3 separate regions of the Homo sapiens genome follow, and regions 1 and 2 are each linked to region 3. Evidence: read pairs that join two places in POLR2A ChIA-PET (ENCODE). Cell type or tissue: GM12878. All regions are shown on one strand. Region 1 has its middle 6.5 kb from the start of CHST12. Region 2 overlaps MAD1L1 (mitotic arrest deficient 1 like 1). Region 3 overlaps MAD1L1 (mitotic arrest deficient 1 like 1).

Region 1 (2,500 bases), 320 kb before region 3:
GTGGAGTGGATGGTGGTACCACATGAGAGATAGGAGACCACAGAGGAGAACGGTTTTGGGGAGCAAACTTTGTGAACTTGGTGTTGTATGTGCTGAGTAGAGACACCCACAGGACATCACACTTGTCAGGAGACCACTGGATGTTTGTGTCTTGAACCCAGAGGAGACTGGGAGTGGTGGCTCACGCCTGTAATCCTAACACTTTGGGAGGCTGAGGCAGGCAGATCACCTGAGGTCAGGAGTTCGAGACCAGCCTGGACAACATAGTGAAACCCCGTCTGTACTACAAATACAAAAAATTAGCTGGGCATGGTGGCAAGTGCCTGTAATCCCAGCTACTCAGGAGGCTGAGGCAGGAAAATTGCTTGAACCTGAGAGGCAGAGGTTGCAGTGAGCCAAGATTGCACCATTGCACTCCAGCCTGGGCAACAGTGTGAGACTCCATCTCAAAAAAAAAAAAATAATAATAATAAATAGGCCAGGTGCAGTGGTTCACACCTGTAATCCCAGCAATTTGGGAGGCCAAGGCGGGCGGATCACAAGGTCCCGAGATCGAGACCATCCTGGTTAACACGGTGAAACCCCATCTCTACTAAAAGTACAAAAAAGTAGCCGGGTGTGGTGGCGGACGCCTGTAATCCCAGCTATGGGGAGGCTGAGGCAGGAGAATGGCGTGAACCCAGGAGGCAGAGCTTGCAGTGAGCCGAGATTGCGCCACTGCACTCCAGTGTGGGCGACAGAGCGAAAAAAAATTATATATATTAGCTGGACATGTTAGTGCATGCCTGTAATCCCAGCTACTCAGAAGACTGAGGTGGAAGGATCCCATGAGTCCAAGAGTTGGAGGCTGCAGTGAGCTCTATGACTGCACCACTGCACTCCAGCCTGGACTACAGGGAGAGACCATGTTTCTTAAAAAAAAAAAAAAAACAAAAAAAAAAACAAAACAACAGTGCAGTGGCTCATGCCTGTAATCCCAGCACTTTGGGAGGCCGAGGTGGGTGGATCACCTGAGGTCAGGAGTTTGAGACCAGCCTGGCCAACATGGTAAAACCCTATCTATACCAAAAATACAAAAATTAGCTGGGCGTGGTGGCGCACGCCTGTAATTCCAGCTACTCTGGAGGCTGAGGCAAGAGAATAGCTTGAAGCCAGGAAGCAGAGGTCACAGTGAGCTGAGATCATGCCATTGCACTCCAGCCTGGGTGACAAGAGTGAAACTCTGTCTCAAAAAAAAAAAAAAAAAAAAAAAAAAAAGCCAGATGTGGTGGTGCATGCCTGTAGACCCAGCTACTTGGGAGGCTGAGGTGAGAGATTGCTTGAGCCCAAGAGTTCAAGGCTGGGGTGAGCTATGACCATGCCACTGCCCTCCAGCCTGGGCGATAGAGTGAGACCTTATCTCTACAAAAATAAAAATGAAAAAATGAGCCAGATGTGGTAGCACACCTGTAGCCCCAGCCACTCAGGAGGCTGATGTGGGAGGATTGCTCGAGCCCAGGAGGTCAAGGATGTAGTGAGCCATAATTGCACTACTGCACTCCAGCCCGGGTGACAGAATGAGACCCTGTCTCAACAACAACAAACAACAACCAAAGACTGAAAGCCTCCCGCCTCAGCCTCCCATGGGATTACAGGTGTGAGCCACACTCCCAGCCATCACTCCTATTTTAGGGATGAGGTTACATCCCTGCAGAAGCCCAGAGCAGAAAGGACCTTCTCCCGCAGGACGGATAGGGTTACGGTCAGTTGGAGTTTGCGGGGTCTTCCAGGCACGGGCAGGGGACAGAAAGGGATGGCGTAGACAAAGGCATCAGCACAGCAGAGCTGGGAAACATGAAGGCAGCTGGCAGAGTGCCCTGAGCATCTCTGAAAGGTCCTGTGATCTGCCTGGCTCTGCAAGGAGCGGTGGGACGGGAACCTGGGAGGAGACCGGGGAAGGTGAGGCAGCATGAGAGGGGCCACACATCCTGATTTTTCGGAAGCTGTGAGCTGGTGTTTGAGCCAGAACATTGGATCCCTCTCTGGGCCTCAGCTTTGCCATCCGTGACAAGGGGAGGGTGGCTGAGACTTCTGCGTGCTCGCCCAATACCCATTCTCCTATCCTTCCTCATTAACAGAACCCTGGTTGTATTGATAGTCGCAACAGAGGATGCTTTTTTTTGTTTTGTTTTGTTTGTTTGTTTTTTGCGACAGAGTCTCGCTGTGTGGCCAGGCTGGAGTGCAGTGGCACAATCTCGGCTCACTGCAACCTCCGCCTCCAGGGTTCAAGTGATTCTCCTGCCTCAGCCTCCCGAGTAGCTGGGATTACAGGCACCCACCCCCACGCCCAGATAATTTTTATATTTTTAGTAGAGATGGGGTTTCACCATGTTGGCCGGGCTGGTCTCAAACCTCGAACTCCTGACCTCAAGTGATCCTCCTGCCTTAGCCTCCCAAAGTGCTGGGGTTACAGGCGTGAGCCACTATACCAGCCAACATGAACCTCTTGAAGTCATCTCCC
Region 2 (2,500 bases), 110 kb before region 3:
TGGGTTTACCTGTTCTGGACGTTGTGTATCAGTGGAATCGCACCATAGGTGGCCTCTGTGCTGGCGCTTTCCTCTCAGCACGTTCTCAAGGGGCGTCTACCCTGTGGCACGGATCAGCGCTCCCTTCCACCACATGGCACGTGGTCATACCCCATTGTGTCATCAGAGCTCATTTCAGTGACCCATTCATCAGCTGTAGACATTTGGGTTGTTTCACTTTCTGGCTATTACGAACATTCAAGTACAGATATTTGTATGAGACCTTTTTTTTTCACTTCTCTTGAGTGGAAACACTGGGTTACATGGTAGCTCTTTCTTTTTTAGGAATTGCCAAACTATTTTCCATAGTAACTACACCATTTTACATTCCCACCAGCAGTATATGAAGATTCCGGTTTCTCTGAATTTTTAACCCTTATTATGATGTCTTTTTTCTTATGGTTAGCCTCGTGGGTGTGGAGTGGTATCTTAAAGTGGATTTTTTTTTTTAATGACTGCATGATTTTTCATTGGATGGATATACCATAATTTAAACAATGACTTATTGTGGGACAAAAAATTATTTCCAGTTACATTTTATGATCTTCATTGTTTATATCAGTAGTAGTTTATTTTTTTAATGGGATTTTATTTTTTATTTCAATAGTTTTTGGGGAACGTGGTGTTTGATTGCATGGAAAAGCTCTTTAGTTGTGGTTTCTGAGATTTTGGTGCACCTGTCACCTGAGCAGTGTACACTGTCCCCAGAGTCCATTATATCCCTCTTACACCTTTGTGTCCTTATAGCTTAGCTTCCACTTATAAGTGAGGATGTGAGATGTCTGGTTTTTCCATTCCTGAGTTTCTTCGCTTAGAAGAATGGTCTCCAACTCCATCCACGTTGCTGCAAATGCCATTATTTCATTCCTTTTTATGGCTGAGTAGTATTCTATGATATATATATATATATAGAGACCACATTTTCTTTATCCACTCGGTTGATGGGCATTTAGGCTGGTTCCGTATCTTTGCAGTTGCAAATTGTGCTGCTGTGAACATGCGTGTGCACGTGTCTTTTTCGTAGAATGACTTCTTTTCCTCTGTAGGATTGCTGTCTCAAACGGTAGCTCTACTTTCAGTTCTCGAAGGAATCTTTGTACTGTTTTCTGTAGTGATTGTACTAGTTTCCATTCCCACGAGCAATGTAAAAGTGTTCCTTTTTCCACCACATCCACGCCAACATCTGTTATTTTTTGACTTTTAAATTATGGCCATTCTGGCAGGATTAAGGTGGTATCTCACTGTGGTTTTGATTTGCATTTCCCTGATAATTAATGATATTTAGCATTTTTTAAATCTTATGTGCTTTTTAATTTGTATTTCTCATGGCTAACGTGTGGAAACGTCAGTGGCTGCATAGAACAGAGACACAAACATTACAGAATTAGTTCAGAAAAGTCATGAAACAAGTAAAAAACAACTACAGCTGGCAGCACCAGCAGCCAGCCCTGGCAAGGGCAGAGAATCTGATTCCAGAGTTGCCGCAAAATTCGGAAGACATGCAAGAAGCAAGAAAGTATAATTCATACATGGTGGAGAAAGCAATCAATCAGTAGAAGCAGAATATCAATAAAAAGAAACTATAAGGAGAAACCACATAGAAATTCTACAGATGAAAAGTACAGCAACTGAAATGAAAATTTGGTAGATAAGCTCACCGGCATATTTGAGCAGCAGAAGAAAGAATCAGCAAACCTGAAGATAGGTCCGTCAGGATTCTCCGGTAAGGGGAATAAAGCAGAGAGAGAAGAAAAATGAAGACAGGATACGTGCTTTCTCCACTTCTGTTCAGCATTGTGCTGGAGGCTCTACCCAGGACGTTTATGCAAGGAGAGGAAATAGAAGACATCCAGATTGGAAAGGAAGAAGAAAACTGTCTCTATTTGCAGAAGACATGATTTTATACATTAAAAAACTGAAAGAATACACATTTACAAAATTATTAGAGCTAATAAACAAGTTCAACAGAGTTGCAGGATACAAGATCAATATTTAATATTATATTTAATATAAGATAATGTTTAATATTATACGTTAGCAGTGAACAATCTGACAACAATTATTATCCCCAGAGATATTTTGTCTAATTTTCTCATTGGCATTTTGCTTTGTTTCAGATGCTACAGAAACAAGCCCAGTTTCCTTGACAGTTGCACTATTTTTATTACAAAACCTCACTAGACATTTCACATTTGAAAACTCTCAGTCGTAAATTAACCATGGCCATCAAGTCTCTGTGATCTGTGGACAGTTTTTTGTTTGCCTCTAATGCTTGTCTGGAAGTTCGGCATGCTTTAGGCTAGATGCTCGGTCTTAAGCAAAGGCCAGTCTCAGAATGAATATTAGCCAGAGATTTCCTGAGATACCTAGAACTGGTGAGTCCTTGATGAGGAGCTCCGGTGCACGCTGGGCCAGGTGGTGGCCACTCTGCCTTTGCCCTCATTTCCTGCTTGCTCAGAGC
Region 3 (2,500 bases):
GATCTGGGTGCCAGCAAGGGTCCGAGGGGTCGGGAACTGCTCTGTCCTTGGCCAGGCCACAGCACTCCTGCAGATCTTTAACAAAGCCTAGTTAGCTGTTTCCACACTTCCCCTTTGATCCCAGAGTGAGTTTTTGCATTATTACTCTTTGCTATTTTTGCATTATTATCTCAGTACTCTAAAAGCTAGGAGTAGGTAAAGACCCTTTAAGCAGTGGCGGAGGGATATGCTAGTTCTGCTGAGCCACTGTTACAGGCCGAGGGCCGGGCTTGGGGCGCCTCGGTGCCTGCCGTCCTGCCTCACCGAGGCGGCCTAGGCTGCAGAGAGTGGGATGTGGGCCTGAGGGAAGCAGCTCAGGCCACATCCAGTTCCTGGGACCCAGTCTTGGCCCCTGGCTCTATTGCACTGAGCCCTGGTCCTCAAGTGCCGGGAGCCTGGGCTCTGAAGCAAGACAGCCACTGTCCTGTGGGTGTGCGTTACTCACATCTGCTCTGCGTGGCGGGGGGACTCCAGCCCCACATGTGCCCCCACACAGATGTGAGCGCACCCTCACTCAGGATGCAGGGTGTGGGTTTGCTGGGCCCCCTTCAAGGCTGCCCAGCCATCCTGTGCTGAGCTGAGGGTGCTTCCCAGCGCAGCCCCTTACCCTTCTCTCTGGCCAGATGCCTGTGCTGTGCCTGTCACCTGAAAGACAGCACCTGTCACATTCTTGCCTTTGCACATTCTGGCTTTGAAGCAGAGTACAGGGAATGGTGGCGTTCTTCTAGTTAAATGACCACACGGAGCCGTGATTTAAAGCACTTGTGAACGTTCCCACCTGAATTCAGTGATTCAAGAGTAGATTTTACAGCCCTTGAGTATTAAATTGGCCCATGAGTAGTTTAAAATTGAACTGGGTCCCAAAGTAGCCTCATAATATGTGTTTCCCATGAGCTTTGTGCCTGCTTTTTATTTTGTCTTGCGTTTTTGGTTATGGAGCGCCTGGAGGGGGCAGGGGGGCCGCTGGCCAGTGCTGCACCTGGGGCCAGTGTCAGTGTAGGGCTTTCCGAGGCGGCTGATGGGATAGGAAAGACTCAGAACGGTTTCCTCTGCTCTCACGTCGCAGCAGTCAACACAGAAGACTCTGACCAGATGTGGGGTGTTTCCCCACCCACCAAGCAAGCAGTTGGTTCTGCCTGGGACACCAGCCGTTCAGCTCAGTCTCACTCAGTTCTGTTCTGACACTGTCTACCTGGAGGTGCTGTCAGACCCTGGGTGAGGGCTCAGTCCCCACCTTCTGGTGCTGGTCGCGAGCCGCAGGTGTGCTTCTGACCGGCCAGCTGTAAACTGGGGTTCCTACCACCCAGTTGGGATTCCCCTTGGGTTTGATAAATTTGCTGGAGTGTCTCACAGAACTCAAGGAAACGTATGTTCACCAGTTTATTATGAAGCTTACTGCGAAGGATGCAGATGAATGGATGCGCAGGGCGAGATGTGGGGGAAGGGTGCAGAGCGTCCGTGCCCTCCCCACCCTCCAGGAACAGTGGGAGCTCTCCCAGTTCCCGTGAGAAGCCTTTGGGTTTTGATGGAGGCCGCCACCCTCCGGGAAGAGTGGAAGCTCTCCTAGCTCTGGTGGAAAACCTTTGGGTTTTGATGGAGGCCACCACCCTCCAGGAACAGTGAAAGCGCTCCCTGCTCCGGTGAGAAACCTTTGGGTTTTGATGGAGGCCTTGTCAGGCGGACATAATTGACTCCGCCCCTGCTCATTGGTGAACCACTCAGCCTTCAGCCCCTCTCCTTCCCCAGCTTAGGGGTGGGGCTGAAGTCCCGAGCCTCTAGTCCGGCCTCGATCTTCCTGGTGTCCCGCCCCATCCTGCAGCTGCCCAGGGGCTGCAGCCACCGTCAGTCATTGGCACATGGAAGGCCTCAGTCGGGAAAGCCCGAGGGTTTTAGGAGCTGTGTTCTGGTAGATGGGTTGACGATCAGTTACATATTTCACAAGATCACACGCGGCTGAAATGAGACGCCCGCGTCCTGGACGCCAGTACATTGGCCCCAGTCTGTGGGCTTGTGTGGCTTCTGCTGGGGCCGGCTGAGGGTGGCCAGGTTGGGGTTCCCGCCATGCTTGGCTGGGTCAGGACCGCCACCAAGTCCCTTCTGACGTTCTGTGAGTGTTGGATTCACATTCACTTTCAACTTATCCTTTATTTCAAGACTTCTACTAAGTTACAGTTAAAAACCCCGTATTCACTTCACTCAAACATGAGTCCAGTGGAGACCACCGCCCAAGAAAGTGCCATCCCCCCAGCCCCGGGATGAAGCTTTCCCTTCCCCAAACCACCGCCCAAGAAAGCACCATCCACCAGCCCTGGGATGAAGCTTTCCCTTCCCCAAACCACCTCCCAAGAAAGCGCCATCCACCAGCCCTGGGATGAAGCTTTCCCTTCCCCAAACCACTGCCCAAGAAAGCACCATCCACCAGCCCCAGGATGAAGCTTTCCCTTCCCCAAACCACTGCCCA

Evidence for each region. Peaks named below come from ENCODE experiments on the same cell type or tissue, not always from the same donor. Only the 100,000 strongest peaks of a DNase experiment are listed, where the experiment ranks them.
Region 1: POLR2A ChIA-PET joins it to region 3 with 5 read pairs; 2 of 35 experiments call an interaction of 5 or more read pairs at or near these places.
Region 2: POLR2A ChIA-PET joins it to region 3 with 8 read pairs; 2 of 35 experiments call an interaction of 5 or more read pairs at or near these places.

Annotation. Positions count from the first base shown.
Region 1 is chr7:2,395,848-2,398,347 of GRCh38, reverse strand. No RefSeq gene overlaps it. Among named protein-coding and RNA genes, the nearest start is that of CHST12, 6.5 kb to the left of the region's middle. In GM12878, no CTCF peak of the experiment used is centred here; no DNase peak of the experiment used is centred here.
Region 2 is chr7:2,180,263-2,182,762 of GRCh38, reverse strand. The region is part of intron 10 of MAD1L1 (mitotic arrest deficient 1 like 1); the gene reads left to right. Among named protein-coding and RNA genes, the nearest start is that of MAD1L1, 51 kb to the left of the region's middle. In GM12878, no CTCF peak of the experiment used is centred here; DNase peaks (open chromatin) are centred at 162 and 1,112; H3K27ac peaks cover 1,795 bases.
Region 3 is chr7:2,070,914-2,073,413 of GRCh38, reverse strand. The region is part of intron 11 of MAD1L1 (mitotic arrest deficient 1 like 1); the gene reads left to right. Among named protein-coding and RNA genes, the nearest start is that of SNORA114, 17 kb to the left of the region's middle. RefSeq lists enhancers at 1-518, 1,056-1,205. In GM12878, no CTCF peak of the experiment used is centred here; a DNase peak (open chromatin) is centred at 1,173.